Linked DNA regions of Mus musculus: all the other regions are linked to region 3. A link is a loop called in an ENCODE intact Hi-C map of the cell type or tissue named here. Cell type or tissue: left cerebral cortex. All regions are shown on one strand.

Region 1 (8,000 bases), 110 kb after region 3:
CTCACCTTTTCTGACCAGCTGATAATGACCTCCTCCTCTAACAGGTCGGCATCATACATCTCCTTCAGGATGTGTGGGATCTTGGAGATCAGCTGAGCTTGATGCATTGCTACCACACATTCCAAACCATGAAGAAGGTACCGCTGAGCCTTTTTGTTGTTATGACAAAACTGCAGGTAGACAGCATCAACAATCATTTACAGCTCTACAATTCTGTATCTACTAAGCACGTTTACTTTCTCAAAGAATAGCCTATGAAACAATGGCTCAAAAAGGTCAATGTAGACACCCTTACCATTTAGAGATGCTCCCAGAATCGGTAAAAAGTGGGGGTTATCAATTTTCAGGAGGTAATATAATGGTCTGAATTTAAAGCTATAGCCCTAAGGTGACAATCATGGATAATAAACCTAAAAAATGTCTCTTACTCTTAGAAAATGGCGCCTGTATTTCTTGATTTGCTCTCTTATCTTCTCATCAAAGAGAACTTCTGTCAAAACAAGAGGACCCATGGCTTTTACATCCAGTCTTTCTGCCTCAGCCACAATTTCTTTATCAGATGAATCAATAATGCCCTCTTCTTTCTTTTTCTGAAAAAAAAATTTTTAATATAGCCATATTTTGCTATGCTTGAGAGCTGTCCTCCTTCTCTATGATTTCTACCCAATTTATCACTTGCCAAAGACAGTTCAACACCCACTGTAAATCTTCCAATACATTTCTTGAATAATAAGCAAGGACGTAAATGCAAGCCTTCTATTAATATTCAAAGAATGGTAGGGTGTGGTGACACATGCCTTTTATCTCAGCAAATTGGGGGTCTTCGTGAGTTTGAGGCTAGCCTGGTTTACTGGAGTCCAAGAAAACCAGGGCTTAGACAGAGACCCTGACTGAAAACAAAAGACACCCAAAAAATAAATTCAAAGATACCAGAGAAAAAGTTATCTATACAAATTTACCTTAACAAAATCAAACAGGATGTTAACACGCTCTTCTACAGTTCTTTCCAAATCATCACTAAGTGTCAGACCTTTTGCATGGTCACTGATTTCATCCATTCTGCGCCTTTGAGCTTCCTCAGTTGTATCCTCCCCCCAATCATCATCTTCCTCTTCTTCCTATTTACACAAAAGCCAAGATCATTAGGTACAGGAACTAGTCACATTGACAGAATCAAGCACCTCTGCCCACAGACCATGTCAAAAACTCACAAAATGTTACCTTTCACATTAGTGCAAACAAAAACAAATCAAAATGCTAAACAGGGAAAATGGATTCTAAAAATAGTCAGTTTAGTTCAACTCAACCCCCCACCACCCAATAAATAGCACACTGTTTTAATTAAGCGTTGTATATTAAGTTAAAAAGGAATTTTTTACTTTAATACCAGGTTTTTCACACTATTTTAATAGCATTATACTCACCACAGCATGTGGAGGACTAATTTCATTTGGTGGTGGAGGTGGTGGTGTCTCACTGGTAGATACAGAGCCATTTTCCTTGTCCTTGCCCTTTCTATTTTTCTTTTCCTTTTCTTTCTTTCCTGTACCAATGTCACTATTCTCTACAGGGAAATGAAGAGTTAATTTAGCCCTATGGTTCATGTATCACTATCAGACTGAAATCCTACCGTCTCACCTATCATAGTTCTCTCTCTGAAGAAAAAGCCAACATGATTAAAACAAAACGACATTTAGAATTCTGAATGGCGTGGTTGGTTAGCAACTAAGGACTTATTCTTGCAAAAGTTGTTCATTCAGATTCTCAGCAACCATATGGTGGTTCACAACTCTGGTCCCAGGGAATCCAATGCCCTCCCCTCTGGCCTCCAGGGCACTGCATGCATGTGGTACAGACATACATGTACACAGAACATCCACACAAAAAAATGCCTTCCATTCCAGCACTTGGGAGGCAGCAGCAGTTATTTCTGAGTTTGAGGCCAGCTTGGTCTACAAAGTGAGTTCCAGGCCAGCTAGGGATATTACATAGAAAAACCCTGTCTTGAAAAAAACACCCTAAGAATTCTGAGGGGATTCAGGGATCAAATACACTACTATATTTCACAGGTTATAAAATAAGGTGAAGTAGTACTGACACACAGTATTGGGGCTGAAGATTAGAAGGTTAGTATCAGGTAGTTTGCCCCATAAATTTAAACAATACCACATCCAAAACCTGATCAATTCAACAATTAAAAAGTTTGTTAGAGCCTATATAACGGCTTGTCTCATGGGGAAAGAGAACACCGGAATAGGTTAGACTTTCTTGCTATAGCAAGCTCAAATTGTGTCAGACGGTTTTGTTCATCTGCCACAGAGTGTTGCTTGCAATGCTTTAAAGTCACTGTAGCTTAATAGATAAGCCTTGACTCTTAACAACAGACATCTGGTTTAGCAGCCATTTTTCACCCTTATTGCTACATAAAACAGGACATTTTCCAATGTCTTACAGTCAAAGTCACAAAGTCCAGAGCTAGGCATGGTGGTGAATGCCTTTAATCCCTTTTAGATGCAGAGGGCAGCCTGATTCAGAGGTCTGGGATAGCCAGAGCTACAGAAAAATCCTGTCTTCAAAAACCCCATGCACAAACAAACAATAAAATTCACTTATGAGCTCATAGTGTATTCTTATATAGCAACAACAGAAAAAAAAATCTTCTTTTATTCTACTAGTCAATTTATTAAAAAGACTTACCAGGTGGGTTTTTGAGAATGAATGTACAGAGTTTATGATGTGTGTCAAGCATGCCTCGGTACCCACAGGCTTTACAAGAATTACCTATTGTTTGCTTCTTTGGATTGACATGCTATTAAGGAAAGTAAAAACAAGTGTCATCTACAGCCAAAAAGGAAAAGTGGATAGAAGTTTTTGTTACATTATAAAAGTGCCAGAAGACATCTAAAGTACTAATTTAACCCAATTTTCTTCATGATAGTCTTGAAAAAAAACCTAAAAGGCACTCACCAGATCTGTTTCAGGATTCTCACACTCAGGACAGAGAACAAATTTTTTAATGAATCCATCCAACATGTCTTGCAGCTTATTCGCCTCATGAGATCCATTGACAATGTAACGGTCATTCTTAACATCAAACTGGGTCTGTGCTCCCAGCTCACAACCAAAATATTTGGTGGGATCTGTATAAAGACAAGACATTCCATTATAGTTAACTAAAGCACTGGTTGCACGTGAATATACAAAAACTCACCGTGTTAAAATTACAGGGAAACTGAAATACAGCCAGGGTGGCTTAATGACACCCAATCAAGTAGGTCCGCAGTTCCAACTTGCTAATTAACATGATTGAGGAAAGATGTATAGCTCAAAGACTGTAAAAACTATAGCCATAATATACCTTTTCAGGCTTCTCCAAGCTTTACTTACACGTTGGAGGCCGATTAAGCGCCTTTGCAACGTCAACCATGTTGACTATAACTGTCTTGATTCCATTTCCTTTGCCCTCAACCTAAAGGAAATAAGAATTTCAATTTTGCACTGTCTTCCCTGTGAAATGTAATCTTTCAAAACCTATCAAGAGTGTGCGGACCAACAGGCTACTAAAATAAAAACCAGCATTACCTTAGCAATCAAACGGGGCATCTTGTAGCGATAGAACTGGTCTGACACGCTGCGGTTGACGTTGACAGACATTTTGGCTTATTAGTGACTTTATCAATAAGATGAAGAGATCTTTGATTGCAACTTTTTGGTATCTTCTGTCTGGAGAAGAAGGGATGACATAAACGACTGCAAGAGTTCTCGGTCTCTGACATGAAAAAATTTTCGCCACTGAGGCTGTAAGCTTCTTGCTTGTATGCTATGTTTCCCCAATACAGGTACCAATGGCTGCGCAACAGCTCTGAAAGAGAAAAGGAGAAAACACACAACAACCCTACAGGTTTAGCATCACTCCTCCCCGGGACAACTTCCCGTCCCCGAGTCCCTCACACAACTAACACTCCGAGCTCTAACAGCCCGAGTCCTTGTGAGAAAACAGCTGACATCCCCATGTAACAAAGCACAACTCCAGGAACCCAGGAGGCCACCATTTTGACACGGGTTGTGACTGGCAGGGAAACTGCTCGAAACGAGGAGGACAACACGGAACACAAACCCTGCTCCCTCAGCCGCCGGGAGATTGTCACATCAAAGGCCACCGGCGAGTCATGGGTTGCCCCGGCCGAGCGACAGCGTTGTAACTGCCGAAAAGGGGATCCGGGCCCTTTCTCTCCCTCACTTCAGGCCCGGGGGCCACCAACTTCGCCGATGGCGCCTCCCCCGGCTGCCATCGTGGTAAAACGGGAAACGTCGAGCCGGACCTGCCAACCGCCGAGGGGCGGCTTCGGCGACTCCGGGGGCTTCAGGGCGGCAAGTCCAGGCTGGGAGCCATTGGCTCCGTCGGAGCACGAGGACCACGGCCGAAGCCGCGCCCGGGCTCCCTCCCCTCGCTCCCTCGGCGCACGGCCGACCTTCGCCCTCGTCCCCATGGCTACGCGACGGTCGCAGCCCGTCGCCCGGCCTCCCCCTTCCGGCGGCCGGCGGGGCAGAGGTGCGGCCTCCCTGAGTCACAAACGCGCCCCGGGCCTGACTCAGCCACGGCGCGCGCGCGGGCGCGCTCCCGCACGGCCCGGCCCCCCCCAAACTGCGCCACACGCGCGGCGGGTCACGCGGCCGCGCCGCCATCTTGCCGCCGCCATGGCCCGCCGCCCGCGACTCACCGTTTTCGTCAAATAAAGACATAAACCCAACGCGGCTCGCCCGGGACTGGGAGGAAGAGGCGCTGGAAACCGGGTCCGGAGCGGCGGGGCCGGCGGCGAGCGGAGGGGCGGCTGGGCAGGTGCCGCCGCCGAGCAGCGGGAGGGACTGTCCCAGCGACGTCCGCGTCCACACCAGCAGCGCCGAGCCTGGCGACCTGGCGGGGACAAGGCAGTGAGCGGCGGGCGGCGCCTGCCCCCGCCGGCGGCCCGCGGGGTGGAGGGGCGGGAGCGCAGGGCAGGGGCGCGGGCCACCGCCCCCCGCGGACTCACCTCTGGAATGTTCTCGCTCTGACTGAACAACGCCGCCGCCGCGCTCAAGCTACCCTCGGCCCCGGAGCCCGCCCCTTGTACCGGGCAGCCACCGCTTATTGGCCGCAGGCCCTCCCAACTTCTCTTGTCATTGGCTCGCATGCACGTCGATCTCACGCTTCTCCGCCCTCCACTTCCTGGGGCTCCACTCGTGGTCTCGGCCCGCCTCCTGCCTGTCCCAGCTTCCTTCCCTTCCCTTCCCCCCCCCAACTCCGTCCTTCCCAGAGGCCTTCGCGGTCTCGCGATAGCCCGGCTCGCTCTGAGTTTATGCGTTCAGGCACTATGGCGCCTGCCTAGTCCTCTCTCGGGGCGGGGCCGGGCCGGCTATGTCCACGGTGCTTCTCTGTGGGCCACGCGTGATCTAACTGCTCATCTGGACCGCGCCAGGAGGCTCCCGACACTGCGGCTCCCCTTGCCTCTTTCCCACCACCCTTCCTGCTGCCTGGCCCGTGCCTGTCATCCCATATGGTGCCTCTCCCTGAGCTCGGGGAGCCAAGCCGCCGCCGAGCCGAGACTCCGCGGTTGTGGCTCTGAGGTTTCCCACGATAGAAACCTTTTTTTGTGTAGCTTGGGTCCCCGCGCAACTTAGGGTGGTCTCGACCCCAGTCAGGTCCGGCTGTGCCTCGAGGTTTGGCCATCCCCCCGCCTCGGGGCTCAGTCGCCACGTAGGGCCACCCCGTCCAGCCCAGCCCGGTCTGTAAAGGCCAGGCTGGTTGGTGACTGTGACTCCCTGCAGGTGCACCCGAGGAGGCAACAGTGTTTTATTTACTAACAATTTATGTTCGGAAGAGGAGCCCGGACTTTTTCTTTCCTAGACACTCTTCCATTATTTAAAAGAAAAAAAAAACTTCTTTTTTTGGTAAAAGTTTCGACTGAGAGTTGAAATCATCCCAGAGTCCAACTAATAATATAGAAATACCTGTTCCACCTTCCCAGGGCTTCTGAGAGCAGCAGCCTGGCTTAGTCAGCAGCTGCCTGGTTTCCTGGATGGGGAGAAAGAGCAGTGTTGTGGAAGAAGGGCTGCCCTTTGTTCTACGCCAGTAGAATTTGTAACAAGGTTAAAATGGAAAGATCAATTTTATTTTGCCCAAATCCAAGGTTATTTCCCCATGACTTAAAAGCTCTGTAAAGCTAATTGACCATGTCCGTGAGGGAGACTAAAGACAAGATGCAGAACTGAAAGATTTGTGTCTCTTCTGTAGCTTTTATTTCACAGTCCATGGCTCTACAGTTTTTACGGCTCTGTGCTTATCCAGGTTCCCCCTCGTTAAAGTGGAAAGATCTCAGGCAGTGCCTCTGTGAGCCATGGATCATGACTTGGCAGTATTGGAAAAGATTGAGTTTTTGCTTGGCTGAACTCAAATGGCAATATTTTAGAAACTCTCAGAAAAGGGTGTGAAACCAGTCCGAGGTAAGAGGCTTGTCTCACAAAAGTATTTTTGGTAACACTATACAAAGTGGTCTTTTCTGTATGTTCGATGGCCTGATGTTTAACTTCATTTTAAAAGTTTGTAGGAGCCAGGGGTGCTGACACCTTTAATCCTAGCACTCCAGAGGCAGAGGCAGGCTAGCCTAGCCTATATAACAAGTTCCAGGACAGCCACAAAGGAGATGAAAATATAAAAGCTTATGCTAGTGTTGCTTTTAATTTTTAGTGCTGTTATTATGGACAACTTCTAAGAATCACTTTGATGCCCTTTCAGTATGTAGCCCAGCCTGGCCCCAAACTCATAGCTAGCTTCATGCCTCAACCTCCCTAGTAGGGGCTTACAGACAGGTACTAGCACACCCAGCTAAGTGCTTTGTAAAAAATTTTAAATTAATTTTATTTATTTACAATAAGAAGTACTCGTAATCACGCCATTTATCAGATTCTAATATCCTACAGCTTTAAGAAGACCTTGAATACTGAGGAATTTTTACACCCATTTTACAAACAAGAAAACTGAAGCCTGAGGGTAGGGGGGGGGATGAAGCTGCTTTTCCAAGGTCATTTCCTCTGTAACTTACAGAACTAGCATGTGTGCCCAATTCTCTTGGCTCTCAGAGCTTTTCTGGGTCAGCGTATGACATAGCCCTCCCTAGTAAACAGAGGAGTCTAAGTGGGCAGTTTGTATGTAAGTGACTAATAGTCTGGTAAGGGGTGTGTTAGACCTGTGCTTTACAGGTGACAACAGCCCTTTAATATCCTGTAGGCAGCTTCTGAACGCAAGCTTGTGTGACACCAAGCTTATTGCATCATTTCCCTTGCTATTTCTGTCGCCACCTCATTTGGATGTTATTTCCGTCAGCCAGGTACTTACAGTTTGTTAAGCGATGGACACTTGGTGCTTATGAAATCCTTGTCCATGGGCTGTGCATTTTGGCCCTGGATAGCTGACATGAATAGTTGCTGCAGAGGTAAATGAGGAAATTGACTGGCTGGTTGCTTAGACATTGGTGTCTCTGAGTCTCTTTAGTTTGAATTGGTCCCCTGAGTTTTAAAACCAACTCTTCCTGAACTAGAAGTATGCGTTTCTGAGCAGTCAGACATTGTGGGCACTTAGGTAGAGCCACTTTGAGGAGCCCCCTGGTGGGTCAGCTGCTCCACACCCTTTATGACATTTGGGTCTCAGCTCTGAAGGCTGCACACAGTCACTTCAATCACTGGCTCGTGCTGGAGGAGGAGCTACAGGACACGAGCATGTTTTCTTCTGGCACACCAGCCTATACCTAAGTGCGCACAGAGAAGACAAGGTGTCAGAGATGCCAGAAGGGAGTGAGCGTTATCTGGTGAGTGCAGAAGCCTTGGCTGCCTTGAGGGCTGGTGCCCTAAATCACAGCTTCTTAAACTGCGGGTTTTGCAACCGTATGGGATTGTGTAACAGCATAAAAACTATGGCAATAGTGAAAGGCATTGATCCCTAAATGACCAAAAGTGAATTCAAAATC
Region 2 (8,000 bases), 74 kb after region 3:
TCCCATTACATGGTTGTGAGCCACCATGTGGTTGCTGGGAGTTGAACTCAGGACCTCTGAAAGGGCAGTCGATGCTCTTAGTAGCTGAGACATTTCTCCAACCCAATGGCAAACACCTTTTAATCCCAGCACTTAGAAGGCAGAGGCAGGCAGACCTCTAAATTTGAGGCCAACCAGGTCTACAGAGTGAGTTCCAGGACAGCCAGATATACACAGAGAAATCCTATCTTCAAAACAAAAAGCGCGGGACGTGGTGGCGCATACCTTTAATCCCAGCACTCGGGAGGCAGAGGCAGGTGGATTTCTGAGTTCGAGGCCAGCCTGGTCTACAAAGTGAGTTCCAGGACAGCCAAGGCTATATAGAGAAATCCTGTCTCAAAAAACCAAACCCAAAAAAACCAAAAAAACAAAACAAAAACAAAAAGCATATGCCGGGCGGTGGTGACACACGCCTTTAATCCCAGCACTTGGGAGGCAGAGGCAGATGGATTTCTGAGTTCGAGGCCAGCCTGGTCTACAAAGTGAGTTCCAGGACAGCCAGGACTATATAGAGAAACCCTGCCTGGAAAAACCAAAAAAAGAAAGAAGAAAGGAAAGGAAGGAAGGAAGAGAAAAGAAGAGAAAAGGAAAAAGAAAAAGAATAAGGCATCCTTCACATCCTAAAGTTTTCTCTCTATCACTGAGGCACATTTCTAGCCCTTAGGTTGTTTTTAAAAACAAAGGTAGCAATTCTACCACATACAAAATCACAAAACAACTTAACAAATTGACAAAGAACATGGGAAGAATGAGCCACTTCAGTCTAAAATAATCACAAATAACTACCTAAAACCATGCATTCCAGACTAAAAATAGACTACTTCTCCTTGAGTCCTCCCACCCCCATGAAATATACTGTTAAAGCCAGGCAGGGTGGAGCATGCCTTTAAACCCCAGCACTTCAGAGGCAGAGGCAGGCAGGTCACTAGTCTACATAGAGAATTCCAGGATAGCCAGAGCTACACAGTGACATGGCAGATTAGATAGATAGATAGATAGATAGATAGATAGATAGATAGATAGATAGATAGATAGACAGACAGACAGACAGACAGACATGGCAGATTAGATAGACAGACAGATGATAGTATAGAAATTTAAAGAAGACTAAAATGGTGTCTTTCATTATCATAAACCTGTTTCTTCAATTTAGAAAGCATAAGTTCTAGTTCTACCTAAAGTTTTGATTTCAATGATCAAAGCCAATCAACTGATTTACTTGCTTCATTTTTTAGGGTAGCCAAAGAATATGATGATCAATCAGGTCAAAGATAAGTTTCTTCAAAAGAACATAAAGAGGAAAGGTCTCAGGTGGATGTGTCTGTATCCTCTGCTGTGGGGAAACTGAGGCAGAGGCTCCCTTAGACAGCCCAAGCAACACAGCAAGAACTGTGGAACAAAGAAGTGAGGAAGAGAAAAAAAAGAGAAAGAAGGGGAGAAGGGTGAGGAAGGAAGAGGAGGGAAAAGGTCTAGTCTAAGCTCTCCCAGTTAGGAAATCTTCTATCTATCTCAGGGGGAAGAACATATACAACTGTATAGTAACACACCACAGAGATGACTTAGACCAAATAGATTAAATTACCTAATAGCTATCAAGCACAAGTGTCATTTTGAAGATTAAAATGAAGGCATTTGATACCACTAGGTCACCATGTCTAAGGATGGTTTTCAAAGCATGAAAACACCCGAAGCATGAAAGCTTTTCCAAAGAGACTGCATTTTCTTGCCAGCAGTTACCTCATAGCTCCGCATAATGAAAGGCCAGTGAAGTTTCTTTACAAGTTATTTACTAAATGCTTTACAGAGGACAAAGCTAGGCTGGAACACTTTGGAATCCGATGCGGAAGAAGAGTTCAAAAAACACTTGGGCAGGTCAAACATTTCTTCAGTAGAACTTCTACTACACGTTTGTCACTCCCTAGCAATGCTGCTCCAGGCTGTGGTTTGGTTTGGTTCTGCAGGTCCTTTCCAACAAAATCCTTTTACATAGATTTGCTGGGTGTGCACACTGGACCGGGCCTGAGAGCTACTCCAAGCCAACCTTTTGCAGCGGAAGGAAAAGGCAACCCAGTGGGTGTCCCTCGGCCGGGCAGCAGAACAGAGCAGAGCTTCACATCTGCTTCTCAAAACACTCAGCCCGCTGCTTCCGAACAGATTTAGCTTTGCCAAGGACGGGAAGCTACTCCTTGATAAAGGCAGCGGCTCTGGAGCAGAGAACTACTCTTGTGAGTGCGGGAACTACGGGGGCCCACAAGGATCTCTCCACGGGGCACTTAGTTTTGGCAGTTGTCATTAAACTTAGTCCCCTTTTAAAGGGCGCTCCGCTCGACCCGATTGGATCCTATTAATCTGCACCTAGGTCTGACTGGCAGGCTCAGACCCTGCCCGACGTTAAGAGGAGAGTTGTGTTCAACCGCGCACTGGCCGCAGCAGCGCACGGACGGGTAATGCTCAGCCGACCGTAAGGACAGCGCGCAGGCCGCACGCGCGCCGCAGGACAGGGCTGCGCCTTGACCCCTGCCTGGAGCATCTGGGCTGGATCCCCCTGCTACCACCCTGAGGGTCTGCCACCCTGCAGCGCAGTCCACTCACGTTTTCAGTGTCTCGTTCATTCACCGTTGGCAAAGGGGTCCTAGTGGACATCTTATTGCGCTTTGATTCCGCACAACGCCAAGGCGAAAACAAAACCGCCCAGCTTTGGGCGGCCGGCGAGCAGCGGCCGCGAGCCTCCGGGCCCTGCCCTCCCTGGCCGGAGTCTAGATCTCCGGCCTGGCCCGGGCCGTGCGCCCGCGGGCCCCGGGGCTCATTCTCCCCCAGCGCCGGCGGCCGCACTGGAAGCGGGCCGGCTGGCCGCCGCCGCAAGCCTCAGGGCACCTCACGGGCCTCGCGGGCCCCGCGCCTCCTCGCCGCTCGCAGCCGCAGCGCCGCGGAGCTCAGCCCCGGGGGCTCGACACGGCGCGGCCGGCAGCCCCTGAAGAGGCAGCAGCGCAGGAGGATGGAGCGGAGATGGAGCGCAAGACAGGCCGCCGCGGCCTGCAGGCGCCGACCATGGAGGGAGCCGCGGAGGAGGCGCCCACGCCCGGCTGCTTTCCCTTCTCCGGCTCGCTTTCCGCCCGGCCTCGCCCTGCCGGCTGCCACCGCCGCTCCCGGCACCTCAGGAGCCTTACAGACTCAAGATGGCCGCGCCTCGGCTTCCTCCGCTGCCTCCGGCTGCCGGAAGTGACGCTACGGCCGCCTGGAGTTCCGCCAATCAGCGCGGTCGGAGCTAGCTGCCGGCTGCTGTTGCTAGGGGCGACTCGTCCTGTTGGGTCTGAGGGGGTGGTGCCGTCGGAAAGGTCTTGCTTGGTCTCCTCTCTAGCGGGCGGAGAGTTCCAATGGTCCAGATTGCCTGGGCATCCCTGACCCCTCCGGACCACTTCCCTAGAGGGCATCCTGTGCCCGACTGCTGGGCTGGCATTTGCAGAGTACAGATCTAGGCTGTCTGGATTATACTACACATGAAGAGCCTACTGTTTGCAAAAATTGACTTTTCTTTCCCGCGGCCACGCTGCAAAGGATGGAGCTCCAGCAGCGAAGCAGCAGTCACTGGTCTAGCTGAAGAGGAAGGAGCCAGGCTCCTGCTTCGTAACCGAGGCATCTAGCATCCAGCCAAAGAACTTTTTTGCCTCTGACTAAGGAGCCACTGGTTATCGGAGCCGGCTCAATTGAATACCCATTCGGATGAAAGAGTGAAGTATAAAATAACAAGGTAGCACAAAAAGCTGGGAAGAGGGACTCGATGAGATCACGTAGACGCCCCCAGGATCAGATCCTAAATGCCGGTAGGGGCTTATATAATCAATATTTCTCTGTCTCTTCCTCTCCCTTTCGTTCTCTCACTCCCTCTATCCCTCACTTTTCCCCTCTGTCCCTTTCTCCTTCCTCCTCTCTCGCCTCTCCCTCTCTTACTTCAGTCTTCTGAAGAGCGATATTGCTACAGGCTTGGACCAGGGAGTGACCTGCAGGTGGAACTCTGAATATGCTGCCTCTTCTAGAAGGCCTGCTCAGCGTGTCACCTCTTTATGTCTTCTAAGGAGAGAATCCATTGGTAGAGGAGGGAGGGCTATGTGAGCCGGGGTAAGACAAACTGTTACTAATAGTCCACCTTGTGCCGGTTATTCATTAAGCCTCAGTGTAGCCGCATAAGATGCTCAGGCACAGCACGTGACCTAAAGTCTGGGTAAGTTGGTTACTTTACCCAGGCCATCGGTGGTGTTGGTTATAGAAGGATCTGAACCCCATTCCTACAGCTTTAGAAATGGCTAAACTTGTGAGTGACTAAACTTTGCTTTCTTTCCTTCTTATGTTTTGTTTGCTTGCTTTGGTTCTGCCCCCCCAACACCCCGATATCCTGGTGTATCCTGCTTTGTGAAACAACAGATCTTCAAACACCAGCATCACATCCAGAGAGGCCAGAGGGTCCCAAGACAAAACAAGCCGGGGCCAAGACGCACTCAGAGCTCCTATCTCACCCTCTTAGGGGTGTGCTCGGGGCACCAGATGGGTTATTAAATGTTATTCTCTTTCTCCCTTTTTGGTTAAGCAGAGGACTGCAGAGGAAAGCCTCTGAATCAAATGTTTGCTCCACACAGTTCAACTGAAATGTAGGTTGTGATGAGTGGACACGTGCTCCACAGCTAAGAGACCAACCGAGGGCATCCTATCCCACTCGTGGGTCTAAGGGGAGACTTACAGAAGGCATACTTACTCTGAAGATGGAATGATAGCTGAAGAGACAGAGTGATGCCTAGGGCCTGTCAGACACCCAGTTTAGCCTAATACAGAAAAGCACGGAGGTGAGAAACAACAGGGTGAATCCAAGGAAATTCAACAGGAGCATGTGAGAGGCAGGAGCCAGGGAGAGTTAGACATGGCCCGAAACAAGTTCTCCCCTCCACCCTGAGGAATTCTGGTGCTTCAGCACTGGCTCCTGAAGAATTGGGGAAACTTCCCAGAAGGTTGTCAGCCTCTCTCCGGCAGGAGCTTTACAGAGGTCTGTGGACACTTCAGAGCACCCACACGGGCCAGAGAAGTAACTGGTCACGAGGCTTCCCCCAGGGGGACTTCCTCACTCAAGCGACACATTAAACTCTGAGTCAATGAATGCCAGAGGTTAGGGGTAAAGATGACAGCACTTCACCTCAAGCTACCTCCTAGTTTTCATAAAGTTTGGAATTGAAGCTGACGAGATGTAGACTCACCGTAAAGAGCTGGAAGCAGCAAGCATATCTGTGGCCCATGAAAAGGGAGAGGGGGACCAGGAGGGCATGGGCTGGAGAAGGACGAGGTTGTGTCCAGAGGAATGGAGCAATTAAACTTTAAACTATTCTTTTCATAATTCTTGTTTCTGGCTTGATTTCCCGCCCCCTTATTATTATTTTTTTAGACAGTCTTGCAGCGTAGCTCAGGCTCAAGCCAATTCTCTCCCCCACCGGCCCTTTATTATTTATTTTTAGACAGTCTTGCTGCGCAGCTCAGGCTGGCCTTCAGTTCCTACCCTGCCTCAGCCTTCCTGAGGCCGAAAGTGCAAGTGTACACCCCGCATGCCCAGTCTGTTTCCTGTCCTCCTACTGAAGCAGTTCCTACCTTGAGCATCGTAACAACAAACCCACTGCAAGTCAGAAATGCACCCAGGGCTGGGGAGATGGCTCAGCGGTTAAAGGTCTCGGTGCTCAAGCAAAAGATTGGATCTCCCAAATCCACGTAAACTCCAGGTGGGCACAGCAGCTCGCTTGTGTCCCAGCGGTTGAAAGACAGGGTCTCTCCTTGCTCTGGAGCTCCCCACAGATTGGCTGGCTGTGCAGCCGGCCCCAGAGATCTTGCGCTCTCTGCTTCTTCAGCCCTAGGGTTACAAGCATGTACCACCACACCTGTCTTCTTTATCTGGGCTCCGAGCATAAGGCTCAGGTCCCTGTAGTTGCATGGCGAGCACTTCACATTCTGAATCTCCCTCTAGCACATGAAAGGCAGAGGCAGGAAGATCCATGAGTTCGAGGCCAATCTAGTGTAGAGAGTTCCAGTCCTGCCAAGATGACATAGAAAAAAAGACAGGGTGCAGGAGAGATGGCTCAGCAGTAACAAGTACTTGCTGCTCTTGTAGAGGACCTTTGTCCAGTTCCCTGCACCCTTACGACAGCTCACAACTTTCTGAAACTCCAGTTCCAGGGGATCCAGCGACCTCTTCTGGCCCTTAGGTACAAGGCATGCTCCCATATACACACATAGTCAAAACACACTTGAATAGTATTTACATTTTAATTAGGTTTTATTTATTTGTTTGCTTGTTTTGTTTTGTTTTCAAAACAGGGTTACTCTGTGTATCAGTGGCTGCCCTGGAACTCACTCTGTAGACCAGGATAGCCTTAAACTCAGAGATTCACCTGCCTCTGTCTCCAGAGGGTTAGGACTGAAGGCGTGCACCACCACTGCCTGGGCAAAACAATTTTTTAAAATGACATGTTGGAAGAATTTAACTACAGCTGGTAGCATTAGCAACAATCGCCAAGTTATGCATGCTCCACAATACTACAATTCTATGCAAAATATTTACCTGAAGATAGGCTGGCAAAGTGGCTCATCTGATGCGGGTGCTTGCCACCAAGCCCGTTGACCTGAGTCCAATCCCTAGGACCCAATGGAGAATAGCAGTGAGTCCTGCAGGTTTCCCTCTGATTTCTACACCTGCCTTGGTACGTGTGTGTGACCATACACACACAAATGAATAAATTTAAAATTCTTAGTTATTGGGGTTTTTTTGTTTTTGTTTTTGTTTTTGTTTTTTGTCTTTCGAGACAGGGTTTCTTTGTCCTGGCTGTCCTGGAACTCACTTTGTAGACTAGGCTGGCCTCGAACTCAGAAATCCACCTGCCTCTGCCTCCCAAGTGCTGGGATTAAAGTCATGTGCCACCACACCCTGGCCTTAGTTATTGTTTTGAGATAGTGTCTTAACTATATTGCCCTAGCTGGCCTGGAACTTGCTATGTAGACCAGACCAGATGGCCTCATATTCAGAGATCAGCCTGCCTCTGCCAGTAGTGAGAATTTTGGTTTCTTTAAAAACCCAGTTATGGCCGGGTGTGGTGGCGCACGCCTTTAATCACAGCACTTGGGAGGCAGAGGCAGGCGGATTTCTGAGTTCGAGGCCAGCCTGGTCTACAAAGTGAGTTCCAGGACAGCCAGGGCTATACAGAGAAACCCTGTCTCGAAAAACCAAAAAAAAAAAAAAACAGTTATGATATGTGAATGTTTTTTGCTTTAATCCCAGGTATGGGATAAGAGGCTACCTCATAGCAGGTGATTATGGTTTGCCTCGTGCACTAGCAGGGGTGAGATCCTTGCCAGCTTCAGATAGTTGAACTCTGGGGATTCTGAAGAGGAGATAAATGGAAGCTCCCCAAGAGGGCCAAGGAGGCTGCTGCTCCCCTTGCCGCTCCTGGTGCGGTTTGTCAAGTGTTCATGAGCAGAGAGACGAGGGGTTGGAGATATCCTGACGGCAAAGACTGGACAGTCCCAGGGAACCCAATGCCCCTAATCATCGGGAAGCAGTCTATTTTGTTGGCTGAAAGAGGCCATGACCCCGTCCCCCGTAACCTTTCTCTCCTACCTAGTGTTGTGGGGTCGGAAGGGTAATAGGTATTAGAACCCAGTAAAAAAGCCTCCCAAGGGAAAATCGCACCAACATCTGCCTCCCTATCAAAGGAGCTCACTACAGTGCCTGGCTGATTTTCAGAAATTGTAAGGGAGCTGGAAAGATGGCTCATTGGTTAAATACGGGTGTTGCTCTCACTGGGGACAAGCGTTGGGGTCTCGGCCACACACTAGGCAGCTGATAATTACCTCCAACTTTAAAGAATCTGCCGCCTCCTTTTGATTTCTACAGGCACTTCAGACACATGCGTGCACAAGACCCCCACACAGACGTG
Region 3 (8,000 bases):
CAGAAAAGACTTTTACAAATTAAACAGAAAATCTAATTATAGAAAGAATAGAAAAAACAAACAAAAACAAACATCAGGGCTCCTCTTCTGGTCAATATTAATAAAAGCAGCATTTGTTGAAAAGTAAAATTATTGTAAACATTTGAGTGTGGTTCTTAATTTGAAACATAAAAACTTGTTTAGCCATAGTAACTAAATTCATTACAAAAATCTTTTAAAACAAAACTCAGTCTTTAAAAACTATCATGAACAGTGTGTGTGGTGGCACACGCCTTTAATCCCAGCACTTAGGAGGTAGAGGAGGCAGGTGGAACTCTGAATTTGAGGCTAGCCTGGTCTACAGAGTGAGTTCCAGAGCAGCTAGGCTATACAGAGAAACCCTGTCTTGAAAACAAAAACAAACAGACAAAAACAAAACCCCAACCGCCCACAAAACCCAACCAAGCAAACAGAACATGATCATGATCACAGTCATGCTACTGCTGACTTGCTGTGTGTATCAGAGGCTGGCCTTGTATCTGCAACCTGCTTCCTACCTGAGTGCTGAAATTACACATCTGCCACCACGCCTGCAAATTCAATGTCGTCTAACAAGTACTTTGGGATGTACATGTAATAAATACCATTTCTCAAATGTCTACAGATTATCTAAAGAGCAGAACTCTTGCTTCTGTTGCATAAACACACAAGCTCTAATTACAAGTCGTTTAGACATGAAACGGATCATCACTGAGCGATGTGTGATAGCATGGTCCTACAATCTAGCTCGACAGTGGTAGAAAGTGCTGTAAATTTGGGCCCAGTCAGGTCTATTAATATCAACTTCCAGAGCCAGTGCTGCATAGCAAGATCACGTATTTTAAAAAGGGGGTAGGGCTGGTAATTCTGCTTGGTAGTGTTTGCATAACATGCATGAAAACTCTGGGGTTCATCTACAGTACTTCATGAATGGGGCATGACTGGGCATATCTGTCTTGAAGGCCATCCTTGGCTACATAGTGAGTTTGAACCCAGCCTGGGCTACAGGAAACCATGTCTCAAACAACAACAAAACCAAACTAAAACACAACAACAAATTTAAAGAGGCGTATATGCTGTACCAAACAGAATCTGACAAGATCTTTCTCACAACAGGCACCTCTGGGCAAGTGTCAGTAGGAACAGTCAGTCCAGTGTTATAATGGACACACACATGACGGTGTAACACAGTTTTTGAACTTTTCCTTTGGGGTTTATCTTTGCACTGCTTTTAGGGAAGTTCAAACTCTTGCCCTTGTCATCTGTAACTGTGTTGGGCGCCATCCACAGTTATTCTAGAGTGCATGTAGCCTGTGAACCAGAGGGTGGACACACTTGCTTAGACAGAATGAAAGGTATTCCATTATAGTCTATGTTACAGACAACTAACTGCTGTCCACATCATACAGACCAAACAATGGTACCCAGCAGGATAAACACTATATAGAAGACTGTGCATGTAAAATACTCTTAACTAGACCCCACAAAAATATGTATTATTTCAAAATGATTCCCAGTCCCCACCCCCCTCTCCCAGCCCTGGAGATCTGGCTCAGGCCTTCTGGATTACATCTCTGAACTACATGCCTAGACAACAAGGTTGTATGAGGTGTATGAGGGTTTTGCCTGTATGTAAGGGTAACAGGGCCCAAGGAAGGCAAAAAAAGGTGATGGACTGTGTAGAGCTGGAGTAGGAGACAACCTCAGCAGACATGTGGGGTAAACATGGGCTTTCATAAAGTGTAGTGAGTGTTTACCCTGAGCTAGCCCTCGAACCTCTTACAAAGTTTTTTTTTTAAAAGATTTATTTATTTATTATATGTAAGTACACTGTAGCTATCTTCAGACACCCCAGAAGAGGGAGTCAGATCTCAGTACAGATGGTTGTGAGCGACCATGTGGTTGCTGGGATTTGAACTCAGGACCTTCGGAAGAGCAGTCGGGTGCTCTTACCCGCTGAGCCATCTCACCAGCTCACGAAGTTTTTAAAATACACTTCAATTCCTGATTTTCTAGTTAAGTCAAAAGGTACTGATGACATAAAACTTACATACTTTTCTTAATTTTTCTTCCTCCAAATGTCTTTTAATATACAAATAAGGTGGAGGAAAGATAGTGGAAAACAGACTGAAGACCTACACTATGCTTGGGATCATGTGGACCGATCCGAGGTCCTGTGTCTGGGCTGGAGCTATATACTGCCTGCAAGGTCTGGCAGATTGGTTTATTTTTAAGAGTGTGTGTGTGCGCGCAGTTACACAGGTTACATACAATGTGCATGAGCCCGATGTTACATAATATACAAGTATATATGTATAGGTAGAGAATAACTATAAAGTCAGGTGTGGACTTGAACATCTTTATCACTCTAGCACTAGGGAGGCAGAGTAGATCTTTGTGGGTTTGAGGCCAGCCTGGTTTGCACTGCAAATTCTAGCACAGCCAGGACTACAGAAGACCCTGTCTCAGACACTGAAGAGAGCCAGAGCACTTGCTCGTTCACAGGACCCAAGTTGATCCCCAGAACCCACATGATGTCCCACAATCATCCAAGATGACAATTCCAAGGGACCTGACACTCTCTTCTGTCCTCCTCCAGCATCAGGCATGAATGTGGTACACAGGCATGCATTTCAGCAACACTTGTACACATGAAATTAATAGATCTACAAGAAAACCAGCCGGGTGGTGGTGGTGCACGCCTTTAATCCCAGCACTCGGGAGGCAGAGACAGGGGAATTTCTGAGTTTGAGGCCAGCCTGGTCTACAGAGTGAGTTCCAGGACAGCCAGAGAAACCATGTCTCAAAAACAAAAACAAACAAACAAAAAAGAAAACCAAATCCAAAACCACCACCACCAAAAAAAAAAAAAAGAGAAAAAAACCCAACCAACAAACTACATACATAGCTACCTCCCTATGTATTTTAGCACAAACTAGCCTTCACATATTAGCTGATCTTTCGTCTTTAAAAACTTTTTCCTCCCCCCAGACAGAGTTTCTCTGTGTAGCCCTGGCTGTCCTGGAACTCACTCTGTAGACCAGGCTGGCCTGGAACTCAGAAATATGCCTGCCTCTGCCTACCAAGTACACGCCTTTAATAACATTTTATGTGTATGCTATCCACTCATATAATATGCCTGTGTGAGTGTGAGCACACGGCCCACAGGGGAAGGTCAGAGGGCAACTGACCATCTCGACAACCCCATTGCGGCATACCGCTGTTTGTTTCCTGCTTGGATCTATGTGGTGTGTGGGCAAGTGAGCTCGGAGGCCAAAGGACAGAATCAGGCATTTTGCTCTCACTCCTGCAGACAGGATCTTCCTTTTCCTCCCTCCCTCCCTCCTTCCTTCCCTTCCTTCCATGTATGGGTCTTTTGTCTGCACCAAGCACACCACACGCATGCTGTACCTATGGAGGCCAGAAGAGGGCATCAGAGCCCCTGGACCTGGAGCTGCTACGTGGAACTGAGTTAGGCTAACTGAGAGCTGCTATGTGGGCACAAAAAACTGAACCTGGGGCCACTACAGGAGCAGCTCAACTGTTGAGCCATCTCTGTAAGCTCCTAAGATGGGGTCTTTACTGAACGTGAAACTAGTGTAGCAGACAGTAAGCTTCAACAGCTGCCTTGTCTCTGTCCACCACAGTGCTGTGGTCACAGGCTTGAGCAATGAGTCTGTGGCCGCATGCTTATCTAGCAATCATTCTTACTTACACCTATACAGCTCCCAAGTGCTGGTATTTTAAATCACTGCAAATTACCAAAAGAGCAAAAAGGAGACAAGTTGGAGGGTTCTAATGACACTCAAATGATTATTGAAGTGTCAGTTTTAGGGGCTGGCGAGATGGCTCAGTGGTTAGGATGCTTAGTAACAAGCCAGACTCAGGGGAGAGAGAGATTCTTGCGGGTTTAGAGGCATTCACAGTGACACTGGTTTTCTTGTGACTGCTAAACTGCAATGGGTATGCCATGTGGATGGATGTGTGAACAATATAAATCAAAACTGAAGAAGAATAATTCTTCCCAAAGGCTAGTAATTCTATTTTAGAACTCTAAAAGTCTAAGCACATGAGCTGAGAAGACTGCAGGGCCCAGGCAGCAGCCTCTCAAACACCAGGAGGGGCATTTACTTCTCTCGCTGCTGTTGTTGCAACAGAATCAGCATCATGTGACACTTACCTTCTTGTGAGTTTGGAAGTTAATTTACTAAAAAGATTAGTGGAACCTCGGCTTCGAGTCTGAGACAGCGGTGTGGCTTCATGGGACAAGCTGGGTGAGGCAGGTGGGCCATTATATGTTGCGGTTCGCCGCTCCCGAGGTTGGCCATGGAAAGTGCTACGGCTGGCTGTGCCCCTTGGAAAGCGGATGCGATCTGGGGTGGTCGCACTGCTAATACTGTGGGTTGAAGCAACTGGAGTTCTCTCATCTGGAATAGCGCTAGGACAGCAGAAAAAAAAGACATCTTTGTTCCCAACATGACACAGGAAGACTTACAGGCACAATCTATCTGTCACACAGTGAAGGAAGCCAGCCACTGTGAATCCAGGTCTACGGGACTTGGAAGGAAAAGCTCAGTCGGATATGAAAGGCACGGGACAGGAGACAGCGCAAAGAATTTAGGGGTACAGTGTATGTACATTTTCAAGATCAAGATTAATATTCGGTGGAGAATAGCTAACTCAGCTTCCCCCACTACTTCCCTTTCAAGCTGCTTCCACACAGAACTGTGACAAAAGGAAAGAAAGACTTGCATGTGAAAAGAACAGCCAACCAAAAACTTCTGGAAGCACACAGATGGTATAAATATAAAATCCCACATGCTGAAAGCAGGTTGGAGAGGGGTTTCTTATGCCCTCTGCAGTATGCCAAGGCATGAAGACAGGCACCCACACCCACAGACACCACAGATACAACGGGACAGGATGTGCTTAACTAAAACTGTATGGAGGAACAACACCTTGCGAACAACTGCAACAAAATCTGGGACCATAAAATCCACAGCACAAAACTAAGCAGCAGTGGGTACACATTAGCTTCACGGGAGTGTGCATTTTCTTACATAGCCTTGAAGGTATCGCCTTCACTGTCTATTGGAGGTAACACCATCTTGGGGTGCCCAGAGGCTGACACGGACATCGACCTCTGATGTCTTAGCCGACAGGTAGATGTGGCACAGAGTGAGGCAGGGCTAGCTGCGTAAGCGAACACTTCTGTCAGGCTGGGAGAGGGTTTGGGTTCAGGCAGAGGCAGAAACAACAGTGTGATGGAACAGTGACCAAAGAACAGCCTGCTGTCTAACACACCCCCTCTCCCGAGATCCTTGCACACCTCCTGAGATTAAAAGTCTCTTTACCTTGTTTGGGGTCTGGGACAATTGCTGACTGCACTGTAACTGGTTTTGCAAATAGCAGCTTAAAAATCTCGTTTTCTAAAGAAAATAACACTTTTATATGTTTGACTACTTCTATATGTGCTCTCCAAACTCTGCCTAAAATAACACATCCTAAAGGAGATGTCTCTATATAAATGTACTGGTAAAAACTTGGCGCTAGCACATGGTACCTTTCTCCTGTATCCCTTGAAATGAATGACTAAATCATGGACATACTAGTCATTATAGTCAGAGCATCCTATGGCATTACATCACAGTTTAGAACCTTCCTATCCAGAAGACATCTACTCCTCATAAAGAGCACTGAGGCCCTTTTACCAAGACGGGAAAGCTCAGCACAGGACCACTTATGGACAGAGTGTCAGAGTGACAGAAAGCCTTCAGTATTACCTTGACAACAGCTTCAGACACACCACATAGAGTCGGCCCCTCGGAATTGGTTCTCTTTTAGCCTGGCTTACGACAAGTTGTTAAGATCCCCTGCCTCTGCTTCCCAAGCACCGTCATTACGCACACGGACCGCTCTGCTTAGTCTCATTTTAAAAATCTAATAGGAATAGTGTTTTGCTCCTCTTTTTTCCCAAGACAGGGTTTCTTTGCACAGTCCTAGCTATGGTACAAGTTGCTCTGTAGACCACACTGGTCTATTCAGAGAGCTCTCTGCCTCTGCCTCTGCCTCTCCAGTTCTGGGATTAAGGGCGAGCACAAGCACCCTCCCCACCGCCCCAATAGCATTTTTCTCAACATTCAAGCAGAAGGAAACCAGCAGTCTACAAAGTGTCCTGTGCTAACCCTAACCCTGAATCATCTGGGAAGACGGACTCACAGTTGAGAAAATACCTCCATAAGACTGGCCTATATATAGGCAAGTCAGTTAGGCATTTTCTTGATTAATGACCGATGTGGGAGGGCCCAGGCCACTGTGGGTGGAGTCACCTTTGGGCAGGTGGGTGGTCCTGGTTGTAGAAGAAACCAAGCTGAGACACTAGTAAGCAGAGCTCTTCCATGGCCTCTGCCTCAGTTCTTGCCTCCAGTTCCTGCTCTGATTTCCTTCAGAGATAGCTTGTGACCCGTGAGGCTAGTGATGACCCGTGAGGCTAGTGATGACCCGTGAGGCTAGTGATGACCCGTGAGGCTAGTGATGACCTGTGAGGCTAGTGATGACCCGTAAGGCTAGTGATGACCTGTGAGGCTAGTGAAGGGAGTTGGAAAACAGAAAGCTGCTGACAATGTAATTGAACAAGAGGGCCATGCTCCAGCTCCAGCAAGCAGCAGAACTTGGTAACTTTAACCATGTAGCTTTGGCTTTAGAGTGAAGAACATGAGGTACTAATGGGACAATTGATGCTGGTTAAGAAATTAGTGGTGCCGGGCAGTAGTGGCACACGCCTTTAATCCCAGCACTAGGGAGGCAGAGGCAGGTGGATTTCTGAGTTGGAGGCCAGCCTGGTCTACAGAGTGAGTTCCAGGTTAGCCAGGGCTACACATTGAAACCCTGTCTTGAAAAACAAAGGAAAAAAAAAAAAAGAAATTAGTGGTGATTAAGGGGAGACCAACATCACGGAGGTGAAATCTTCTGGGAAGTCTTTTCTGTGAGCACAAAGAAGCTGTGTTCCAGAGATAGCCACGGTTGTACCTCTTGCTGCAGCTGTACTTGGTAATGTGTAAGAATTACCCAGGTGGTACGGGTTTTGAAGGCATGAAGGAGTGATGGAGAACAGCTGAGGCTTGGCATTGTAAGAGGACAGTTAAGGTGATGAAGGTGCAGCCTTAATTGCAGGTGATGGCCCAGGATTGAAGGGGTCATGTAAAGGATTTGACCTTTGTCATTATGAAGAAAGCCTACCAGAAGCTATTGGTGAAGCCTAGTTGCAGTGGAAGACTCCAGTGTACTGGAGATGCCAGTACCATGGGATAATCACCAAGAACAGCAGTAGCAGTGGAGTGGAGTCAAGCAGAGCCTAGAGTGCTACAGAGGGCAGAGCTGGAGAAGTGACCCAAGCTGTTTGTAGGAGCCCAGAAGATTGTGTGTGGAACTCAGAAACTGGGACAAAAAGCTGTGATGTTGAAGACTCCAAGATGTTTGAGATGCCAGAGCTGTGAGATACCTGCTGAGGAAAGCTGCTAACAGGGAGTGGAACCAGCCAAAGAGAAAGAATTGTGCTGCAGTCAACAAAGCAAAAAAGATGGACATCGGGCAAAAGATGGAGATGCAGAGTGTGGAGTCTGGTCTTGCTTTTATCTAGGATTTCCTCTCTGCCATTTTGGAATGGTAATGTATATCCTGTGATGCTGGAGGTATGTGATCTGCTTTTTATTTTGATTTTATAGGGGATTACAGTTAAGTGATTGGATGAATCTCAGAAGAGACTTTGTACTTTTAAACATTGGTGAGACTGTTGTAGCCCATGGAGACTTCTGAAGTTGAACTAAATGTATTTTACATTACATGATGGCTAGGTATGGTTCCCACAGACACATGTGTTTGAACAAGCCTATAAGTGCCAGGGAGTGGAATGTTGTGGTTTGAATATGCTTGGTCTAGGGAGTGGTATTATTAGGATGTGTGGCCTTTTTGGAGGAAGTATG
Region 4 (8,000 bases), 220 kb after region 3:
AGCGGAAAGAAGCTCTGTGCAGAGGCAACGCAAGAACTCTGATCTAGGGAAGGCTCCAGAAACTGGCAGAATGCTAGGGAGGTAGAGGCCAGGCCAGGCCAGGCCAGGCGGCAGGTTGGGGAATGTCCTCACAGTGTGCAAGACAGAGCGTGGTGGGGGTGTAGGGTGACAGGTGAAGTGGTGGAGGGGTGGACGTGGGTGGAATAGGTACAAAGGGGCACCCTGAGTCACTGCGTCCCCACTGCTTCCCCGCAGCCATCCAAGACCACTTTTGGAGCCAGGGAGGAAGGGCCAAACACCAGTTGGGGAACCCCCGAGGAGCGGTAGGGAAACTGAAAACTTAGAAGGAACTAACGGGGTCGGGTCGTTGTTGTCCGTATTCAAAATCTACCAGAACAAACAAGCTGCGAGCAGCAAGGAGCCAGAGAAGGGGCTGGACCAGGGGCTTTCAGTGATCTTTCCATCCCGGAATCTCCGAGAGCACTGGAGAGAGCCAAGCCGGGATTTCCAAGGGCTCTGATGATTCACTGCCCCACACGAGCCTCCTCATGGCTGCCGAGGCCTCAGAGAGCTTCCAGAGAGGGTTTGAGCCCGAGAGTGGAGCCACGCCGTCCACAGATGGTGGAGAACACGAGGGAGGGGATGGTCCTCTTGCCTGCGGTCCCTGTGCGCCTTCCTCGCGGGCATGCGCACACGGGTCCGTCGCGGTTCGCTTCCCGACTAAGCCACAGTTCTCTCGGCCCTGACAAGCTCGCTCTTCCCTCCGTTCCACGCCTGCACTCACTTTGCTAAAGGCGCGAGTGCCAGGTTCCAGTGACCCCTGACTCTAGGAGGGAAGGAGGATCTGCTAACCTGATGTCCGGGTAGCTCCGTATAAGTGTTTCCAGGTGCCGCCGGATGTCGTCTTTGTATGTCTCGCCCAGGATCTCAGCCACAGACAGGATGGCTTGGTCCAGCCACTTGGCTTCAGAGCCCTAAGGAAACAGGGAGATATGTGCGTGGTTCATCTCCCCCAAGGAGTCTCTGCCTACAAACCTCTCCTGTAGTGCCCAGAAACACCCTTCCCGTGTGTCTGCCGCGGGTGGCTTGCCCATAAGAAGATTCCACGGAGTCAGGGAATAAGATTCCACAGACCACATCTGCGGTGACTCTGGAGAGTTTTCTTCCTGTCTGCACAGACGGGAAATCCGAGCCCTGACCAGGAAAGTGCTGATTGGAACCTGTCACCAGTAGGAGGCCAGCAGCCCAGATAAGGGGTTTGGGCTCAAAGTGCTCCCGAGAGGGGAAAGATCTCCCACAGACCTTGCCCATCATAACCTTCATTCCTTCTTTGCCTTCACCCACAAATGTATGCAAATACAATGTAAAGTGAAACCCCCTCCTGTGCCCGCCCCTTTAGAGTCTAGCCCCACTGCCATTTTCCCTGTGGAGTCTGAAGAACCGCCTAGTGGAAGCTCTTTTCTCCTGCTTCACCCGCCGTGAGGGCTCTTTACAGGATGAAAACAACAGAATAGGGGGTTCCTGGCTGGGTTTGCTGGCCAGAGACTGAGCCCGATTGACAGTCAGACGCTGCTCCTACCAAGCCCTGGAAGGTGTTGCTAATGGCCTGGGCATCCAGGTTCATCTTATTAGAGCCCTTCAGTCGATCCTGGCCACTGAACCTCTCGTGGGGCCTCAGCACCTGCCCCAGGTATTCGCGGACCACAAAACGGTGCACCTCCTGCAGTGTCTCCTGGGAGAGGGAGATGGTAGTGGTCAGGATCAAAGCCATGGGCTCTGCACACCCATGCCAGCCACCCACTTCCTGGTACCTGTGCCAGTGGTGGGGTCACATGCTCAAGATGATGTGCAAAGTCCACCACTTTGTCCATGAGGGGACGAAGTGTGTCCTGTGTGAGCCAGCTCTTGGTATATAGCACCTTAAATAGAGGCTGGGGACAGAAGGGCATGGGAAGTGAGCTCTGTTCACCGTTTCTAACCCCCTTCCGTGCTGGGCTCCCTGGTGCAGCCCTCTTTTCTAGGCACAGGTTTTATCACTAGGTCCTTCCCATAATGCTTCCTCCAATGGGTATGGAAAAGTCTAAGAGTCTTGTCAGGCCCTGCTTAGGGTGTGTGCTGGGTGCACCTTGAGTGTCTGTCTGGTCAAGGAGCTTTAAGGCCTTATTTCTTGGCCCACCACCCCACTGAACAGAAGGAGCAGCAGTGGGTTGGTGAGTGCTTCCCACCCACCCTTGCTCTGGGAGAACTCACAGAGGGCAAAAGAATGGTGTGACCTAGGCCTGGACTTTAGAGCACAGATGGGTACCGGGGTTGCGGGGGGCAGGGAGGGGGGCGCACAGAAGTGTCCAGTTCACCTGCATGTCTTGCTGTACAATCTGGAGCAAATGTTTCTGGAAGCTATTGGTGGCAGCCACTAGGGGTTTCTCCAGTTCCTTTATGGTTCCTGGGAACCTGGCCAGAAGACTGGTTCTGGGGAGGAGCCAAGACACGGAGTGAGCTGGAAACAGAAAAACAGGCAGAGGAGCAAGACCCCTCCCCCGGGGCACACCCCTGCAGGCTGGGCAAGGCACTGGTCTGCCTCCCGTTCGTTCATTTTTCAGCGGTTCTTATTCTTCCCAACGCAGTTCCTTGTGTTGTGGTGACCCCCCCAACCATAACATCATTTTAGTTGCTTCTTCATAATTGTAATGAAGCACGATGCAAATACCTGATACGCAGGATATCTGATACCTTTGTGGAAGGGGTCGGGACCCACAGGTTGAGAATCCCTGAGTTAGCTTGTAATGTCCCTGGAGTTGTGCAAAGTAACACCCAGGGGCAGAACTGAATAAAAGGACAACATCAAAGCCCTGAGAACCAATCATTAACTCTGGCAGCAGGGTGACAGGGTGGCTGCTTTGGTCCTGTCTGGCAGCTTTGAGTCAGACCTCCATGCCTCTTGGTGATGGGACATGGTAGCACAGCCAGGCCCGGCAGAAACTTTCCAATGAGCTTCATCCCTGCCTCTGAGAATGATACTGTCCCACTGGGCAGGTACCCAGCTGCATGGGTTACTGGTTGCACCAGCATCCACCTGCCCACCTGTCCCAGGCTACCCTAGGCTTGGGAAGTCACACTGGGTGGATTAAGCAGGCACATAGTGTATCACAGTGCTCATAAAGAGTGCTCATATGAGGGGGCAGGTGAGATGGCTCAGTGGGTAAGAGCACTGACTGCTCTTCTAAAGGTCCTGAGTTCAATTCCCAGCAACCACATGGTGGCTCACAACCATCTGCAATGAGATCTGACACCCTCTTCTGGTGCATCTGAAGACAGCTACGGTGTACTTATTTTAATAATAAATAAATCTTTGGGTCGGAGGGAGCAGGGTTGACTGGAGCGAGTGGGGCAGACCGGAGCAAGCGGGGTTGGCCTGAGCAAACAGAGGTCCTAAATTCAATTCCCAACAACCAGATGAAGGCTCACAACCATCCGTGCAGCTACAGTGTGTACTTATATGCATTAAATAAATAAATAAATAAATAAATCTTTTTTTTTTTTTAAGAGTCCATATGAACTCAGTCCCCATGGCCTGTGGAAGCAGGCTCTGGCTTTGTTAGAAGAGTTAAGAGGCACCGAGATGAAGTGACTTGCCCCAGCGCACACAGCTAACAATGGGCAATGCTGGGTCCAACCCCACAAGGTGGCCTAGATGGCTGTATTCCCCAGACTAGCATATCTGTGGGGAAGTGTGCATGTGGTATGGTCTGGAGTACCCGTAGCAGTCTCTGCCAAATAGAGAAGACCTTGTTTTCTGAGGGAAGAGGCGCCCAGGATGGTCCAGGGTGAGACGCGGGGAGGTAGAGGGGTTGGGAGGAGAAGGTAACTCAGGAAAAAGAACAGAATGGGATGGAGGGAATAAACAGAGAACTCAGGGACCAGGACAGCCCCATCTCCTCAGTCTCTGATCAGCCTTGAAGCCCCTCATTTGTTCCAGGGCCCTAGCCCTGCTGAGTACTTTAAGGCCAAGGTGAAGAGGGGACAATCCCAGAAGGCCTTGGGGAACCCACAGGAATTCACACTAAGCCGCTTCCCCAACTCCTGCCCTTAGCCGCCACTGCTTCTGATCTCTTTTCCTGAGCTCGCGCGCCTCCTGCTGGCAGTGTTCGGCAACGTCCTGGAGCTGGGGCGACCTACCTCAGCTCCACGCAGGCGTTAATGTAAGCACCCAGGTACCATTCGCTCACTGCCTTCGACGCCAGAAAAGCCTTTTCAAACCTGGGGGTCAGAAAAAAATCATTTCTCTGACTTCAGGTCTGCGCCCCCGTTAGGTCGTCACCGTGATGAGGGCCTCACACTCAGTCCACCCATTCTCGGGTATCCGTCCTGGACAGAGAATGCCACCCGTACCTGGGCACAAAGAGACAGAGCGCACGCGCGCAGATCTGCAGGGTAGTGGCCTCCAGCTCCGCGGAGATAGCGCCAGCTGCCTTCACATGCTCAGCTACCAGCTGCCAGGGATGCCACATGTTGAGAGCAGTTGAGTCCCGAACCCAGCCCACCCCATCGCTGCAGGTTTTCAGTGGCCCCAATGTGAGAGTCACCTCCCCCCCTTCCACACAGCTACTAGAATTCACCGGCAGACCCGAGAGCTGTGATTTAACCTGGCCATGTGCCCCAAGAGTCTAGATCACTCCACAGGTTCCTCTCTCAGTAAAACTTAGCTCTGAGGGATCTCCGACATGAGCCTGAGTCCTGAACATAGCCCTTCCTTCACCCCCTCCCGGGCGCACCATGTGCACATCGATGGACAGGGGCGCGTGGTAGAGGCCCTGCAGTACTTCCCGGTCCTCGTCGGCTTCCCAGCGATTCTGTTCCAGCTGCAAGATGCTGTCAAAACAGCTTGTGATCTTGGTCTGTAGGGTTAGGAGTGGCCTGTGGTGAGAAGCTTTCCAGGAGGAAGGTAAGGGCGCCCCCTGCCTACCAAACTCCATTTTGCGCCTTCAAGGACTAGCGTCACCGGACTCCAGTCATGGTCCATCGCTTACAGGACCACTGCCAGCACAACCCCTATCCTCCACATCAAACCTCCTGTAGGACCCAACCTCTGGAGCCCGGGGCCTCCCCAGCCTCACCTCTAGGAAGCTAGTGTAGTCACTTTCCAGTCGAGCCCACAGAGCAGGCTCTAGAAGTGGGGGCAGCGGCTCGGTGGGCAGCGCCAAGTCTGGGGCGCCCAGGAAGTCAGGACTGAAAAAGCAAGATTCCGGGATGAGGGAGTTGTTAGGACCCAGGCGGACCTCTGATGCTCCACCAGCTACCTCCTCTCTCTAACCTGGCTTAAAGTCTAAAGTCATGGGGCTGGAGAGATGGCTCAGCAGTTAAGAGCACTGGCTGGTCTTCCAGAGGTCCTGAGTTCAAATCCCAGCAACCACATGGTGGCTCACAACCGCCCGTAATGAAATCTGAGGCCCTCTTCTGGTGTGTCTGAAGTCAGCTACAGTGTACTTAAGATATAATAAATAAATACATTTTTAAAAAAGTCTAAAGTCATTATTAGAGTTCTGAACTTCTTCTGTTGACACATTCCACTCCCCTGCCCTCCAGAGTTCTATGCCATCACTTCCCTTCCCATGAAACCTCCGGAAGGGGCAGACTTCGTGACCCTCAAGCGAACAGCTGGTCCTGCTCAGAAAGCTTAAGGAGCCGTTCAGATGGGCCTCAATGTGACCTCTGCCCTCGTGGACAGCCTACATTCGAAGACTGAGCTGTAAACGACATCCCCCGGCCCCATCACCATCTAACCCAAATCAGGGTGTCCCGGACAGGGGCTGATAGTGGCTTGAGATCACTTGGCAATTTAAAGAGGCCAGGACTCCGGCAGCCTTCTCCCTTACCTATTCCTGCCTGAGGCAAAGCTGGGGCCCATTCATCTGGGGACCTAAAACACCCTAGTTAGTTACACAGCAGGTTGGAAGCCCCCTGCAGGCTGCACTCTGCATGTGAATGCCCACCCAGAGGGGCAGCAAGCTGGGTGGTGGTGTGCCTGGAAAGCCACCTTTTCCCACTTGCAGCCATCTTATGGACTAGCTTTGCTTTATGGGGCTCCTGGCACTGGTGAGAAGTACACAAGAGAGACTTTCTAGCTTTGGGAATCTGCGCATGGGTAGTCCCTTAGGAAAACCTGGGATGGGAGCACACAGCCTAGCACAAAGGATGACCAAGTCCCCAGTCTTCCTCGTGTCCCATCGCCTTTGCCAGTGATGGGGAAGGAAGGTGTCCTATGCTCTTGTACCCGTTTTCCGTGATCTCCTGCTGGTTAATGGTACCCGCTCCTGCCTAAAATACCCTAGCTCAGGCCTCACCTGCCATAGACATTAGCGGCCCAGTCTAACAGCACATAGAGCTGCTCACAGCCGCGGGCGTCTCGCGCCAGCTCCTGTAGACGCTGGGCCACAGCGCTGTGGAAGGCACGCAAGTAGGTCTCCCACACTGGGAAGTCGGTGGCTTCGTAAGCGGGCTGCATCTCTAAGCGCACCTTCTGCAGGTCGTGGCGAACCACACCGCCGAGCTCAGCCAGAAGCTGGGCTAGGTCGGATGAGCCCTCCGCAGCCCCGGGGATGACTTTTGCGCCTGCCTGCTGTACGCGCTCCTGAGCGCTGAGACGCACCGCGTCCTCCCAATGCATACGCCAGTGGCGGGGTGTACTCAAGAAATCACCCTCGGCCTGGGAGGTCTGATGGGCCTCCTCTTCCAAGTGTACCACTTGGGCCAGTTCCGCTAGAGCGTCTCGATCCACGCCTTCGGAACTCAGCGCCTCGCGCACAATGGCTCCGATCTCCGCAGCCATTCCGTCGTAATGTAGACAAAGGTCCATAGCGCGCCGAGCATAGGCGGTGGGGTCCTGTGTAAAGGTGCGGGAAGTTTTGTCGGCTACCAGCTGCGTCTCCAGGTACCGCAATTGTTCAAAGGCCTTCACTAGCTGCCGCTCAGTGATGAGGTCTGCCACGGATTTACTTTCTGCAACCGCAAGTGAGAAAGGGCGTAATGAGAGGAACCCATCTATGGTCCTGGTACTAATCCAGATATTTAGGTTGCTCTGCGAGCTTTGGGCTGAGCCACCTGGCCACTGCCCAGCTGTCCTGTGCACAACTGAATTGCTCTACCTGCCAGAAGTCCCTGCTAATAGTCACATTAGAAGGAACAGTGACAGGGCCCCAAACAAATGGCTGAAAACAGCAATTTGGGTTAGTTCCTGACTGCACAGCTGGCTATATTGTAACCAGTACCTTCTACCTTGCACCCCCGACCCCTAATCCTCTCTTCCATCTCTGCTGAGCTGGTCCTGGTGACATCATACGTGGCTGTAATTACAGGTCTAATAGGGTCAGAGCTCGGGCAGGGTGTGTCCTGCCCTTAAGTCCAGAGCTAGTCTCTCTGCCGTGCCTTTCTCTTCCCACCCTGTGTTCAAGGAGTTCTCTACTTTGCCTGGATCCCTTCTTCAGAGTCCAAGTTCCATTTGTCCTCCCCCGAACTGACCCTTAGCTGCTGCTCCAAGTAACCATGGCTTCCATGAACCTCTGTGACCCTGTGGTCAGAGCCCAATGCCTAGGATGGGTTTGTTCAAGGGGCCAGGCTGTGAAAGTCCCATGCATGGCCTATAGCTCTACAGTCATGCAGATCTGGGTTCAAATCCCACCTCTTACTGGTTGCTGTTAAACACTAAGCAAGTCACTTAGCTGAGCCCGATGTTTCTCATTTGCCCAAAGGCTGTGTTGAGAGGAAAGGGCTTCCCTTGCTAGATACTAAAAGAATGTGTGCAGAAGGCAGAGTTTGGGTGAATTAGGCCTCGAGGAGAGTCTGCTGGGATACCCAGCTCAGCTCCTGCCCCCTCTACCCTCTGTTTTCTCTCATGGTGTTGTGTGAGACCTTACCTGCCTGGGGTTCCAGATCCTCAGCCTCTGTCCCAGTGGCTGCCTGCCTGCTGACGCCATCTGTGACTTTGGAGGGCTTCTCTGGTACCG

Evidence for each region. A loop is a pair of places that touch in the nucleus more often than their neighbours do. Peaks named below come from ENCODE experiments on the same cell type or tissue, not always from the same donor. Only the 100,000 strongest peaks of a DNase experiment are listed, where the experiment ranks them.
Region 1: it touches region 3 in a loop (2.5-fold over the local background); 7 of 42 quality-filtered maps call a loop at or near these places.
Region 2: a loop joins it to region 3, with 2.2 times the contacts of the local background. A loop is called at or near these places in 4 of 42 quality-filtered maps.
Region 4: a loop joins it to region 3, with 3 times the contacts of the local background. A loop is called at or near these places in 8 of 42 quality-filtered maps.

The regions. Positions count from the first base shown.
Region 1 is chr12:111,535,270-111,543,269 of GRCm38, reverse strand. It overlaps Eif5 (eukaryotic translation initiation factor 5), which reads right to left and starts at 5,169. Exons shown (of 12, transcript NM_173363.5): 1 at 5,031-5,169; 2 at 4,722-4,915; 3 at 3,583-3,862; 4 at 3,388-3,469; 5 at 2,968-3,140; 6 at 2,698-2,809; 7 at 1,425-1,564; 8 at 960-1,118; 9 at 429-590; 10 at 6-170. The coding sequence starts at 3,654. It overlaps Snora28 (small nucleolar RNA, H/ACA box 28), which reads right to left and starts at 2,324; the gene lies at 2,203-2,324. In left cerebral cortex, a CTCF peak has its summit at 4,549 (motif pointing left); DNase peaks (open chromatin) are centred at 4,658, 5,215 and 7,704; H3K4me3 peaks cover 3,366 bases; H3K27ac peaks cover 3,193 bases.
Region 2 is chr12:111,569,733-111,577,732 of GRCm38, reverse strand. Mark3 (MAP/microtubule affinity regulating kinase 3) reads right to left here and starts at 3,212. Exons shown (of 18, transcript NM_001370744.1): 1 at 2,632-3,212. The coding sequence starts at 2,682. It overlaps 2810029C07Rik (RIKEN cDNA 2810029C07 gene), which reads left to right and starts at 3,331. Exons shown (of 2, transcript NR_045295.1): 1 at 3,331-3,860; 2 at 3,993-5,416. In left cerebral cortex, a CTCF peak has its summit at 3,471; DNase peaks (open chromatin) are centred at 2,245, 2,445, 3,292, 4,066 and 1 more place; H3K4me3 peaks cover 4,169 bases; H3K27ac peaks cover 2,637 bases.
Region 3 is chr12:111,643,927-111,651,926 of GRCm38, reverse strand. It overlaps Mark3 (MAP/microtubule affinity regulating kinase 3), which reads right to left. Exons shown (of 18, transcript NM_001370744.1): 15 at 4,199-4,456. Among named protein-coding and RNA genes, the nearest start is that of Ckb, 24 kb to the left of the region's middle. In left cerebral cortex, a CTCF peak has its summit at 3,445 (motif pointing right); DNase peaks (open chromatin) are centred at 3,436, 4,897 and 5,589; H3K27ac peaks cover 1,033 bases.
Region 4 is chr12:111,422,389-111,430,388 of GRCm38, reverse strand. It overlaps Exoc3l4 (exocyst complex component 3-like 4), which reads right to left. Exons shown (of 14, transcript NM_001289487.1): 4 at 7,911-8,000; 5 at 6,342-6,996; 6 at 5,115-5,226; 7 at 4,773-4,895; 8 at 4,390-4,490; 9 at 4,177-4,257; 10 at 2,355-2,469; 11 at 1,812-1,931; 12 at 1,580-1,732; 13 at 853-974. Among named protein-coding and RNA genes, the nearest start is that of Exoc3l4, 9.0 kb to the right of the region's middle. In left cerebral cortex, CTCF peaks have their summits at 1,281, 4,139 (motif pointing left) and 4,961; DNase peaks (open chromatin) are centred at 773, 4,133 and 4,943; H3K4me3 peaks cover 1,016 bases; H3K27ac peaks cover 256 bases.